Linked DNA regions of Homo sapiens: regions 2, 3 and 4 are each linked to region 1. Evidence: chromatin contacts called from ENCODE Hi-C or POLR2A ChIA-PET data. All regions are on one chromosome and are shown on one strand. The core of a region is the stretch at or near the end of the contact, and the rest is flanking DNA. Distances in the headings are between cores, read along the strand shown.

What was found. A loop is a pair of places that touch in the nucleus more often than their neighbours do. ChIA-PET counts read pairs that join two places held with the same protein, here RNA polymerase II (POLR2A). Pooled maps may share reads with other maps.
Region 2: a pooled map shows a loop between it and region 1 (9-fold over the local background). The contact joins the promoter of UPF3B here to the promoter of DOCK11 in region 1. A Hi-C loop is called at or near these places in 5 of 50 pooled maps.
Region 3: a loop to region 1 is called in a pooled map, with 7 times the contacts of the local background. The contact joins the promoter of RPL39 here to the promoter of DOCK11 in region 1. A Hi-C loop is called at or near these places in 2 of 50 pooled maps. POLR2A ChIA-PET finds 5 or more read pairs at or near these places in 2 of 52 experiments (CD4-positive, alpha-beta T cell and activated CD8-positive, alpha-beta memory T cell).
Region 4: a loop to region 1 is called in a pooled map, with 7 times the contacts of the local background. The contact joins the promoter of RNF113A here to the promoter of DOCK11 in region 1. A Hi-C loop is called at or near these places in 5 of 50 pooled maps.

What each region holds. Positions count from the first base shown.
Region 1 is chrX:118,493,730-118,497,081 of GRCh38, forward strand. DOCK11 (dedicator of cytokinesis 11) reads left to right here and starts at 2,086. Exons shown (of 53, transcript NM_144658.4): 1 at 2,086-2,344. The coding sequence starts at 2,243. RefSeq lists enhancers at 1,424-1,493, 1,896-2,874 and silencers at 1,904-2,043, 2,154-2,233, 2,324-2,383, 2,554-2,613.
Region 2 is chrX:119,851,713-119,855,022 of GRCh38, forward strand. It overlaps UPF3B (UPF3B regulator of nonsense mediated mRNA decay), which reads right to left and starts at 1,251. Exons shown (of 11, transcript NM_080632.3): 1 at 1,061-1,251; 2 at 55-161. The coding sequence starts at 1,216. RefSeq lists an enhancer at 1,226-1,285.
Region 3 is chrX:119,790,020-119,793,122 of GRCh38, forward strand. RPL39 (ribosomal protein L39) reads right to left here and starts at 1,611. Exons shown (of 3, transcript NM_001000.4): 1 at 1,555-1,611. The coding sequence starts at 1,557. LOC107985694 (a long non-coding RNA gene) reads left to right here and starts at 1,697. Exons shown (of 3, transcript XR_001755949.2): 1 at 1,697-1,998. RefSeq lists an enhancer at 1,346-1,605.
Region 4 is chrX:119,869,980-119,873,239 of GRCh38, forward strand. RNF113A (ring finger protein 113A) reads right to left here and starts at 1,754. Exons shown (of 1, transcript NM_006978.3): 1 at 496-1,754. The coding sequence starts at 1,634. The coding sequence ends at 603. It overlaps NDUFA1 (NADH:ubiquinone oxidoreductase subunit A1), which reads left to right and starts at 1,853. Exons shown (of 3, transcript NM_004541.4): 1 at 1,853-2,034. The coding sequence starts at 1,933. RefSeq lists an enhancer at 1,467-2,176.

The sequences.
Region 1 (3,352 bases), core at 836-3,335:
CGTGTCATAAACTGCAGGGGTTTATTTTTCTTACATAAAAAGGAACTAGAGGTAGGCAGTATCAGGCCTGGTTCAACAGTTCAATGCTGTCTGGATTCTACATTGGCTTCTCTGAGATTGCCTTGGCCTTGCCTCATGGTTGCAATATGGCTGCCAAGGGCCAAAGCATTGCAAGAAAACATCCCTCTCAGGAAGAAAGTGGGGCCTGGGCCTCTCTCCTTTTTTTTTCATCAAGGTAGAAAAACTTTCCCAGGAACCCTCCTCTCACACTTCCCTCTTATATCTTATTGGCCCAAACCGATTGGGAGTCTAGACCATCCCACTAGTCAATAAGAGGGAGCTTATCATGGTTTTTTCATCAGTCATGATTCATCACCTGGAGTTGGGCCTGCCTTCCTTAAACCCTGTGGCTCTGCCCTATATCTGAAGTAAATCTGGGCTCTCTTTGCAAGCAAAAAGTGTTATAGCTATTGTGGTGGTAACCAACAGCATGAGCCACACAGGCATTTATGGAACAGAGGGTATGAATTCTTGGAGATCAGCCTACACGCAACAATTAACAAATTTTACACGTACTGTGCAAAACTAAGATTTGTGACAGAATGTCTTTAGAGGACTTCCAGGTCCCAGGCCCTCTAGGAGCCTCCATATATGCTTTATTGAGACTGATGGGATGGCTGAAATAGGCTTACTGCGAAGAGACTTGGCCTTTTCTGGGTTCAAAGAAACCATCACCACGCATGCCCTTGTTTCCATAATAAAGTCCCCTAAAAGACTGTTTGGTCTTTGAGGGTGGGGAAAGTGCCCGATGGGTGGTGGTAGGACTGCTTTCAGAAGGGCTGCTCGGTCCCCCAGACTGAGGGCCATTTTCAAACTCTCAACAAATGAAATAACCAGATAGAAAACTGCCACCATCAGTGGAGCCTTTCACTCTGCACTTCAGGAGGTCTGACAGGGTCACTAGTACTTCAAGATTCCCGTCCCTATTTCTGTCTTAAGCATGTTCGTTTTATACCCTGTTATGAGATGTTCTTTGATTCTTGGAAAAACAATTTCTTGGAAGCTGAAAAGAGTAAGGAGATGAATAGGAAATGGAGAGGTGAGTGCAGGGCACTTGTAAAAGCTACTATAAGATTGGTAAGTCCACCAAACCCAGGGAGATGGCCTTCCTAATGCCCACCCCCACCCCACTCCTGGTGCAGTCAGTGCTGACCTAGGGATCACCTGCCACAGGCTCATCCTAATGCCCACCCCCACCCCACTCCTGGTGCAGTCAGTGCTGACCTAGGGATCACCTGCCACAGGCTCAGGCTCCACCACCCAGCTCTCCCCCGTGGGGGACGGAGCGAGGGGTGCCGCCACAATAAGTTCCCACTTCCAGAAGCATGCTCTCTCCCCAGTGTTGCCCCCTGTTAGGTGAGCCAACTGAGTAGGAAAACGGTGTGGGCGAGGAGGGGGACCCAGTCGAGCCGCTCACGCTGGAAAGCAGCTCTCTGTCCTTCGACATTGGTGCGACCCTTCCCCAAGGAGCACACAAAAGGCGGCTGCTCCACGTTGTTTTCCAGCCCCTAGCCGCCTGGGCCCTGGGGGCTTGCGGGGTGGAGGGACGTGAGAGTTCTCCAGCCCTCCTGCGGGCACTGCAGCTCGGAGGCGGGAGAGGAGCACTAGGGCGGGAGAGGAGCACGCCCCACTCTTGGAGACATTTCATCACCCCTCTCTGTTCCCCCACCCCACCCCGCCCTCCCCACTCAAGCGGAAAAAAAGAAGCAGCCCAGATCTCCCCTCCCGGATGCGGCTGCACCAGCAACATCAGCTGCGGGCGGAGCCCGAGCGGTAGCCACTTCCCCCCTCTTCCCTCGTGACCCTCGCCCCCACCTCCAGTTCTCCCTCCCCCTCTACACACCCTTCCCCATCAGACACACCCTCCTGCTTCGGCTGGTGGCGATCGGAGCTCGGGCCCTCTAGGGGAGGGAGCTGCCGCCGCCGACGCCGTGGGGCAGGACAGTGAGCGGGCGAAGCGAGCGAGAAAAGGAGGGAAGGAGGGAACGAGGGAGGAGCAGCGGGTGGGAGGTGGGAGGGAGGAGCAGCGTGAGCCGCGCCGCCGCCGAGCTGCGATGTGGCCGGCCGGCCGGCGAGTAAACAGAGGGAGCAGCAGCGGCCGCGGCCGCCGCGGGCCGGGGCAGTGAGTCCACCCGCCCGCCGAGGTCCGCCCGCCCGCCGAGACCCGCCCGCCGCCGCTGCCATGGCCGAAGTGCGCAAATTCACCAAACGGCTCAGCAAGCCTGGCACGGCGGCTGAGCTCCGGCAGAGCGTGTCTGAGGCCGTGCGGGGCTCCGTGGTGCTGGTGAGTGGCCGGGGGACGGGGCATCCCGGGGGACGCGCTCCAGGCGGGAGCGACGCGGGAAGGGGCAGGAACGGCGCCAGTGCGGCCGCTTGGTGCGCCGCGCGCTGTCTTTCTCCGCTCCAGTAAGTTTTCGCACCGGCAGCCGCCGGCCGGGGTCCGAGTCCCAGGCGCCGGCTGACAGCTCTCCGGCCGCCCGGCACGGCGGAGGCGTGCGCCGGGATGGAAGCAGACGGGCAAAAGCCGGGCTCGGACGGCTGCGGAGGAGGCGGAGGCGGAGGCTCCCACCCAGGGTCGGGGCCGGGGGTGTGAGCTAAAGAGCTGACCTCGCGCTGCTCTGGACTCGGCACAAAGAGCCGGGGACAAGGGCACGACGAGATCCTGATCCCCTCCCGCGAGCACCTGAGGCCGCCTAGGCGGAAGGATGCGATGAGCGTTTGGCACACACACTCTCGCGCGCACACATACACACACTGTGTACACAAAAAAGAACCCCACCCAGAAAGCCCCGGGCGCCCAAGCTCGGGCTGGCGGTGAGAACAGAGGAAGCAGAGCGACTTCCTCCTGCAACTGGGGAGAGAGGGTGGTGATGGGTGTTGAAGGGGTGCTGCTGCGGAGGAAGGGCATTAGAAACAACGGGGTTCTGCGACAGAGTGGGCGCAGGGTCATCCACCGCAGGGAGAGTGTGTCCCTCGGGGACACGCGAGCGCTCCAGAGGCAAGGGGACCAAGGGGACGGTGCCGTGGGGATTTGGGGGAAGACTGGGTGTGTCAGTCCAGGGATGGAGGACCTGGGGTCAGAGCCCCACAGCTCAGGACTGGGGGATGGGGATTCGAAAGCGCGCTGACTCCCTGGGAACCCTCCCAGAGCACCCTCAGCCTTATCCAGATTGTCTGACTCTGGAGAAAGGCTAAAGGGTGCTAACGGGCACTTGCCCCTTCTCTTGTTTTCAAGACACTCGTTGCCAGTTTCCTGGACAAGCGAACAAACCCTGAATAAGCAATCGGACTG
Region 2 (3,310 bases), core at 1-2,500, 1.4 Mb after region 1:
AAGAATGAAAGAAACCTTTTTCATTTACCCCTTTCCTTTTTTTTTTTTTTTTACCTCGTATCATTAGAAAAAAACTCAAAATAATCATGCTCAGGCATAGGTTGAAGATGTTCCTGAAGCTGCTCCTTGGTCAAAGTGGGAGGTAATCTTCGAATTACCACCTTAAGAAATGCATAAGGAAAATAAAATTAGTACAAATCAGTTTTCTGTCATACCTGAAAGAATCACAGTTCCTGAAGAAGGCTGGGCTTTAAAATATGAGATCACTTGTAAAAACCCAGGAGAAAATATTCTTCTGCAGCCCAATGCTCAGAATTAGTCAAACATAATAGTAACGCGGTTTAAAAAAACCCTTGGAAATGAGAACCACCTGGAGCAAGGAAAAATCGCAGGTTTTGCTCTTTACAGCAGCCCTGCAGTTTACCAGGTTTGTGCATCATTTTCGATCACCCATTTTTTAACAGATCTAGTGGCAATAACTTAGTAAGCCAACGCTGGTCTTTGTGGGTGCCACGAAATCTTGATTTAGCAACAAGTTTCTCCCACGTCCAACACATCTTAAAACAAAATCCTTGCCCATTGAACTTAAGAATTCAAAACTCTAACGAATACAAAAAATCTACCCATTGCTCTCAAAATAGGATGCTCTCGATCTACCCTCCTGTACCATTAATCACCCTGCACTCTCCCCCAACTCGCCTCCATGAATAATATTCCCATCCCTCATGTCTCCTTCACTATTTAATATTTCTCCCCAATTACACCTTTAGTTCCTCATTCTTTATACCGTCGCTCTTCCCTCCCATTATCATCTCACAGCTCTGACCTAAACCCTTCCCGTTTGGGGAGTCCCCTCTTTTCCTCACCCCCACCCAGGATTTGGCCGGGAGGGGCTCTCCCCATTTCGGGTGAATGGATGAACCAGGATGATGCGACTTCCATTCAGGCGAAGAGATAGAAGGAGAACCTGAGAAAGAAAGGGGGCAGCCCCATTCCCAGCCATCCTCCCCGCGCTGCGGACTCGTCCCGCCCTCTCCCGGGCCAGCGGCCGACCGGGCACCTTGCTCAGCGCTTCTTTCTTCTCCTTGTTGCGATCCTGCTTATCTTCCCCCTTGGAGCTGTCCCCCGAGGTCCCACCACCGCTGCCTGTGGCCCCGGCGGGGGTTAACAGGGTTACTCGCTTCTCCTTAGGCCTGTGCTCCTTCTCTTCCTTCATGGCTACGTCCCCCGCTGAAGCGGCTTGGCCGGAACGGGGTTACCCCGGGCACAAACGGCTCCCGGGAAGCTCCCGTCAAAGCTCCGCCCCCAACAAATGCCCCTTGTGATAAGTCGGGCCCCACGTTCCATTGGGTCCTGCCAAGCTCTCGCGAGACTTGGGCCTTTCCCAGTGCAAAGGTTTTAACACCTGGTTTTTACTTCCCGCCCGCCAAGTTCCTGCGCCACCCAATCCCCTCGCGGCCCAGACTCCCTCGGGGCCCGCCCCTTCGCGCGTCATTAGCAATTCCGCCATCTTGAAGTGACTCTGTCGGGGACTACAAATCCCGGCATACAAAGCAGCTACCCGCTTTTGTTGGGCGTTCAGGGGCCAGAGCTATCTCAGGGTCCCTGTTTGTGAGTAAATCGAATCCTTTCATCTTCAGAGTTTTCCAGGTCGAAAGATAGGTTCTTCACGCTTAGTTTCCATCAGATAAACTCAATGCCGTCCAAATTTTGCCTCACTAGGGGAGCGACTTGTATTTTTTATCATTGAATTCAGAGGCTTTAGCATTTATTTTCCTACAACTAAAAGAAAAAGCCTAACATTTAAAAAACTTTATTTTCCTTATATTGATTAGGATTTACAGATACTTAGTAAATACTACAATATTAGCCGAGTTCAGTGGCGCACGCCTGTAGTCCCAGCTGCTCGGGAAGGTTGAGAAGAGAGGATCTTGAGCCCAGGAATTCGAGGCTGCAGTGAGCCATGATCGCGCCGCTGCACTCCAGCTTGGGCGACAGAGCGAGACCCTGTATATAAAAAAGAAGGATAATAATAAATAAACACAAGATACTGATATTTAAAGGAGTAATATGACTAAAATATACAAGATTTGTTTTCATCACCTTATTTTAGCAAAAGGATCCTTCTCCCCAGGTACTGATGTCCCACAGGGAGGGGAATAAAAATAAAACCCAACTTGATTTAGTTGCGATCACCATCTTCACTTAAAAAGGGCCAATTTTACATTATTTATAATAACTCCAAACTGGAAACAATCCAAATGTGAATCTAACAGTGATTATGTTGAGTGACAGAATCTAGACACAGAGTACATGTTGTACAATTCCATTTATATGAAATTTTAGAAAAATAAAACCACAGTGATAGAAAGCAGATCAGTCGGCCAGGCGTGGTGGCTCACGCCTGTAATCCCAGCACTTTAGGAGGCCAAGGTGGGTGGATCACCTGAGGTCAGGAGTTCGAGACCAGCCTGGCTAACTTGGCGAAACCCTGTCTCTACTAAAAACAAAAAAAATTAGCAGGGCGTGGTGGCACATTCCTGTAATCCCAGCACTTTGAGAGGCCGAGGCCGGCGGATCACCTGAGATCAGGAGTTCGACACCAGCCTGGCCAACTTGGTGAAACCCTGTCTCTACTAAAATACAAAAATTATCTGGGCATGGTGGCAGGCGCCTGTAGTCCCAGCTATTTGGGAGGCTGAGGCAGGAGAGTCACTTGAACCTGGGAGGCGGAGGTTGCAGTGAGCCGAGGTTGTGCCACCGCACTCCAACCTGGGTGACAGAGTGAGACTCCATCTCAAAAAGAGAGAGAGACACAGACACCCATAGAGGACAGAAACCAAATTAAAGATGCAATAGGAGCCCAAGGCAGAAAGCTGCCTAAGGGCCAACTCCCATTTTTGCCGACCTCTAGAATATATTCCCCTGACTCTGCACTTAAATTTTCTCACTCCAATTGTCCAGCCTATTCTTGGATTCCTATTCCTGTGGCTAAAACGGTTTCCCTGTATTTGACATCTGTTACTCTTGCTTTCAGTACCTGGCCGTTCTTATGAGCCTTGTTTATGCATCTGCCTCTGACCTACTGCTTAGCTCTGCACTTGCATGTTGGTAGTGTATGCCTCTGTTTTGGTGTCCTCACTAGCTTTAAACCACCAGCTGTTTGTCAGTTGCCAGAATAAAGTGTCCCAGGGCTCAGTCCTTAGACCTCTTTTCTATGTACACTCACTCCTTTATTAATCTCATTCATTCTTTTGGCTTTTCTGTCTTTGCTGACAACTCTACTCTAGAATTTACATGTCCAGGCCGG
Region 3 (3,103 bases), core at 361-2,860, 1.3 Mb after region 1:
AAAATGCAATCAATTTAGACAATATTAGAGCCTGCCCGAATGATTCAAAGTCAAGAACTCCTTCAAACCAACATTTGAGTGCTTAACACATACCCCAGCCCCAAAATCTTCTCAATGCTAAGCCATCAAGCCAAGCAAGTCTCTGACCCTCACAACTTCTCTGGGGGCAGATACCACAGTTTCCATCGTTCAGATAAAATAAGTGGAATCCGGTTAAGAAACATGCACAAAATCAGAGCATCAATGTGCAGAACCAGGATTCAAACCCAGGTCCTTTCTGCTCCACAGCCAGAGGCTACCTTTCAATTTACCCTGTGGTCCCCCAAGGACTCAGACGACCACACTGGGAATGGCTAGGGAATCTGGCTTCCTGGGAAGAACACAGCTTTGAGTCAAACAGAACCACCTACCTACCATTTGCAAGTCAACGAATCTCAGTGCTCTACTTTGTAAAACAGGGGTACGTACTTTTCAAGTGTTATTGGGAGGGTAATTAAGACTTAGGGAAAGTCCCTGACATTCAGAAGATCTAACCTACTCACCATTTCGGTATTAATCCTAACTCTATCTCTACTGCTAAATTTCACTGGCTAAAAAAATAAACTTTTAAATTTAAAAATAAATGAAATGTCACTTTTCCAAGGATGACTGTCTCAATTTCTAGTTGCATCTTTTGGCTTTCATCTAAGGCCAACCCCAATACTCCCCCAAATCTACAGAATAATCTTGCAAAATTGGCACGGATGCAGGTTTAATGCCTGGCCAACCTGGACGAACATACCCTTGCATAATAATGGGAGCCAATACAAAGAAGGCAAAGATTACACCCCGTCCCCCATCCACAGTAGCAGTTGTAAATTTTGTCAAGTAATAAATTACTTGACAAGTAATAAAATACCAGTACTTATCGCCTCCATATCTAGAAATCAACATTTTACATTTCCCAGTAAAGAGTGACTGGTTCGCTGCTGCCATTTACTAAGAAGGCCAGAATGACACACAGGTTCGCAAAACACCCCTTGTTCTAGGCGCTTCCACGGGGTGACGCTCAAGTCTCTGAATAAACGTCCTCTAAACAAAAGTCCTGGGATCTAAAAATGCGGTTCGCTTCTCCACGCCAAGCTAAACCCTTTTCGAAAACCAGTAGCCCACAATACCCTCCTGATTACCCTCCACGTTGCGCATGCCACGGGCAGCCCACAGTCAGGCCACGATTTCGGGGGTGGCTGCCACCTCCCACCCCCCGCCTCCAGAACGAGTTCGCTACAAGCGAAGGGAAACCGGAATCCCTGCCCGACTCGGCAGCGGCCGGGCAAAGAAAGAGCCCCCTTGAATCCGCGGCCGCAGCGCAGCCCGTCCCTCTCCAGGTTGCTCGCTGGCTCACTAGCTTCCCTCCAGGCCACGAAAGACAACAGTGGCCGAACTGGATATTTTCTTGAAAAAGCCTTTAAAAGGCTCCCGCCCCTCAACGCTCCGCGCGGCCCAGGCATTTCCTGGCAGCGGCCTCGGGTTTTGGGAAGCCACCCCGGGGCCGATGGGGGCCGATGGACTTACCATGGCGAGCAGCGGAGTCAAGAACACACCACGATGGCGGAGAAAGGAAGAGGAGGGAAGCTGGCGGAAGAACGAGCTTAGAAGGCGCTTCCGATGGGCGGAGTTTAGGAGGTGACGCTATGCACCGACCGCCTCTTCTAGTGCCTTCTCTGTCTAGCGGTGCGCTCCCGTGGCGCCGTGGGAAAGCGCGCTGGTTTCTGCCAAATGCAGTTAGCTTTGCTTCGCTTCCCTAAGTGCGTTCCCCCAGGGGCCCGGCAGTGTGCTAGGGGCACCCTGCTTCGTAAGTGAGGCAGACAGCCCGTGATAAATGCCAAAGTAGAAGCCCCTCCGAAAAATTAAGGAGCCGATTGGGCGGGACTAACCCTAAGGGAGGGCAGGGGAAGCGACCGTCACCTCCGGGCGCCGGGGACTCGGAACGCCGGGTCGGAGCTCGGCAGGCGGAGAGTAAGTGCCATTTTCCCAGAGGGTTACGAGTCATTTCGGCCTGGCTGGGAGGTGTGGGAAGGGACAGTCGTGTCGGAGGAAGCCGGAGAAGTTGGAGGGGGTTGGACCACGTGGACGCTTATGTAAGCCTAGGGGTTTTCGACTAGGCGGAAGGTTGCCAATCAAAGTTTTCAACTCAGAAAGTTAGGGACAGAACCTCTTCCTTGGCTGCTAGAAGTCCAGCCTGACATTGTAGCCCGCCTTTGGCAAGATGTACAATAATTAATAACATGCGTTTGGGATGCTAGTGTTCCCCATTTTCATCCTTTTCCCCATTTAAAAGCAAAAACCTTTCCTTTTTGATGAGTAAATAAAATAAACATAAAAATAAGCTGGGCGTGGTGGCTCACGCTTGTAATCCCAGCACTTTGGGAGGCCTAGGCGGGCGGATTACTTGAAACGAGGAGTTCGAGACCAGCCTGGCCAACATGGTGAAACCCCGTCCCTACTAAAAATACAAAAAAACTAACCAGGCGTGGTGGCGGGCGCCTGTAATCTCAGCTACTGCGGGGGCTGAGACAAGAGAATCTCTTGAACCCTGAAGGCGGAGGTTGCAGCGAGCCGAGATTGCGCCACTGCACTCCAGCCTGGGCAACAAGAGCAAAACTCCATCTCAAAAAAGAAAAAGTAAATAAATAAACGCAAAAACCTCCATGTATATTTGCAGTCACCTCAAGCATTTTTACACCAACGGATTACAGCAAGGGTTTTTAACCTGGAGTCCACAAGAGTCCATGTATAGAATTCAGAGGATCCCATGAACTTGAATGGGAAAATACAACTTTATTTTCACCAAATTTAATGAAATGTAATGCTTTCTTTATTTAGGAATGTAGGCAACAGACCACAGTGGCATTAGCAGTACTCGTGACTTGGTCACTAATAGAAACCATAGATGGCTTCATGTTACATTACAGTTGATGCAGATGTCTCCATATATTATTTACACACTCCCTTTAAATTACATTAGTTATAAGTTCACAAATAGAACTATGTTAAGAAGCCCATGTATTACTATAGCACATATTTCCTTTTTTTTTTTTTCAAGACTGAGTCTCCCTTTATT
Region 4 (3,260 bases), core at 504-3,003, 1.4 Mb after region 1:
CTGAGGCAGGGGAATCGCTTGAACCGGGGAGGCGGAGGTTGCAGTGAGCTGAGATCGCGCCACTGCACTCTAGCCTGGGCAAGAGAGCGAGACTCCGTCTCAAAAACAAATAAATAAATAAATAACCAAGACAGCAAGGAACATTTCCCATATGTGAAGCCTGTGGTGCTAGCTACCAGTTCCCCAAACACAACCCCTCTCCCCAACACCTTGGCTCGGGTATATTTTGTAGTACAGGCTCCCAAGAGAAAGAATGCATGAAAGTACTTTGTAAACTATTAAGTGATACAGAAATGTGATATAATAAACAGGCTCAGAGGTCTTGCTTTCATCATGGCTTTGGTTACTTCGAGCAAATTATAGCTCTTTTCTCAAACTACTCCCACCCCTATAATTTATGCCAAAGTGTTCTGAAAAGAAACACAGGCAAAATGGTTATCCTAGGGCTAAAAATCCTGATTATACCTACCTTGAAGCTTTTAATCCAGGACCCTACTTCACCACCCGCCTGCTCTGTCACTTTCTCTACAAAGGAAGGACACGAAGTAAGACTTCCAAAAGAACAAAACGTTTATTTTTTAAATTTAAGAATTATGGGAAACCTAAGTAATGGGAATTGCATCCTCATCGGGGTCTTCTGGCAAGTCGGAAGCACCACCCTCTCCTGTAGCTCGATGCTTCTCTAGTTTAGCAATCAATTCTTTCGCTGGATTGAAGACGCCATTGGTCTGCTGGTCACAGACATAGCAGCGCGGGGTGGTGCGGAAATGCTGCAGTGCACAGCTCTCGCAGAAATAATGCCTGCACTTGGTGACAACTGGGTTTTGGAAGCTCTGGCGACAGATGAAACACTTGAATGGTATTTCCTCATCATCGCTTCCCACTTCATAGTTTTCATCCTCATAGACACCATAGCGACCCTCATCAAGCTCACGTTCGATCTGCCACCCATGCTTGTAATCTGAACGGTCATGGAGGAATTTGCAGCTGTCTCCGAAGCCGCAGAAGCCAGTCTCTTTGTAGTCCTTACAGATGTCGGGCTGGTAATCCCAGCGCACGGTGGCACGTAGATGCTCGGGCGCTCGGATGGGGCCCTTCCTCACCATCCCGGAAGAGGCATTGCCCATAGACGTATCCTTGGGCTTCATGTATTTCTGATAATTGTTGATTCCCCGATAGATCTTGTCATCCTCCTTGCCCCTCAGCTCCTCCTGGATCTTCTGGCTGCGCTCAAAGATGGCTTGTGCATCGCGCTCTTTCTCTGTGTCCAGCTCATAGACAGCTGTCGCTCCCATATCCTCTGGTCCCACGGGTTTCGCCGAACGGGTGGATTTATAAACCACGCCGAGACTCTCGGGCTCATTTTCCTCTTCCTCTTCGCTGCTCAAGTCGCCGTAAGCCGCCTTCTGTTTACCACTGTCACGGGTCTTCTGTATCATTGGATTGTGGGTCACCCGCTTCTTTTCCGGTCGAACCACAGTGCAGCCTTCGTCGCTACTGCTGCCGCTTTCTCCGGGCTCTGGGTCGCAGGCCGGGCGCTTTCTGCGTCCAGCAGCCCCTTTCCGCCCAGGCTTTTTGAAAAGGAAGGTGCACACCTGATCCACCGCCTTTCCTGGAGAAAGCTGCTCTGCCATTTTAGAGTCCTGAGCTCCGAAACAGCCGTGGCTGCCTGGGTTGCACTTGGCCCCTGCACGTCACTCCACGTTGCGCGCTCCGCCGGGAGTCGAAGCAAAAGACACTGACGGAAGAGGACTGCGAGAGCCCGAGCGCCCGTCTCTCTTGTGCCCTAGCAGATTCCGTCGCTTCTTCCGGAGCCGTACGTGGCACCGCCCCGCTCGCGGGCGGCCGCGGGGCTTGCTGGGAAGAGAGGCGAAGCCAGGTCACCTTTCAAGGACCCAGAAGTAGGGTTTTGGCCTAGGTAACGGGGCAGAGATGTGGTTCGAGATTCTCCCCGGACTCTCCGTCATGGGCGTGTGCTTGTTGATTCCAGGACTGGCTACTGCGTACATCCACAGGTTCACTAACGGGGGCAAGGTAAGCCGGCTTCGGCCCGGGGGCCGACTCCACGGGCTGATTTCCGAAAAGGGTGGTGGGCAGGGAGACCGTCAGCCTGCGAACCCTCTCTCCGAGGTCGGCCCTCTACTTGCTTCCGGTTGCCTAGAAGCCGAGGCTTGCGAAACGAAGCCCGATAGAAACTACATCCTGCTCTAGTGAAAAACAGCGTTTCTGGGTGTATCAGAGTGGGCCTTAGGGCAGAGTAGCGACGCGGGGGCCGGGAAGGTAGATTAGAAAAGGTGGCTCAAGCCTGAGAATCGCTCACTGCAACCTCCGCCTTCTGGGTTCAAGAGATTCTCCTGGTTGGGCGCGGTGGATCACGCCTGTAATCCCAGCACTTTGGGAGACCGAGGCGAGCGGATCACCTGAGGTCGGGAGTTCGATACCAGCCTGACCAACATGGAGAAACCCCGTCTCTCCTAAAAATACAAAATTAGCTGGGCGTGGTGGCGCATGCCTGTAATCCCAGCTACTCGGGAGGCTGAGGCAGGAGAATCACTTGAACCCAGGAGGCGGAGGTTGCGATGAGCCGAGATCGCGCCACTGCACTCCAGCCTGGGCAACAAGAGCGAAACTCCGTCTCAAAAAAAAATAAATAAAGAAAGAAATTTTCCTGCTTCAGCCTCCCGAGTAGCCGGGACCACGCCTGGCTTTTTTTTTTTTTTTGTAGAGGCGGGGTTTCATCATGTTGGCGAGGCTGGTCTCGAACTTCTGACCTCGGTTGATCCACCCGCCTTGATCTCCCAAAGTGCTGGGATTACAGGCGTGAGCCGCCGCGACCGGCCACCCTTGACTTTTTTATTCCCCACTTTCTCTTGCAAGCCTTTAGGAATTTACTGCGAGATCTTGTTTTTTTACATCAGGATTCATTTTCCCCTCTTCCTAGTCCTTCACATCATCTCAAGAGTACAGGATATAAATTTATTTACTTTTTGATTTTGTTATTGTTCTTCACGTGTGATCTACAGCTGTTGTTTCTTAGTGTCCCAAAAGACAACAACTAGATATTTCTTTTTTTTTTTTTTTAAAAAAAAAGGAAAAAAAATTCATGTTGGTTAAAATAGTGTAAAAAGTCACAGGTACCAACTTAATCCTAAAGTTTAGTGGTCTGATTTTATTTAGGAGATTCTGTTCTTTGTACTACTAATTTGCATTTTTATTTAAACGATGATTCCATTTCTCTGGAATGTCCCTTTTAAAAATTG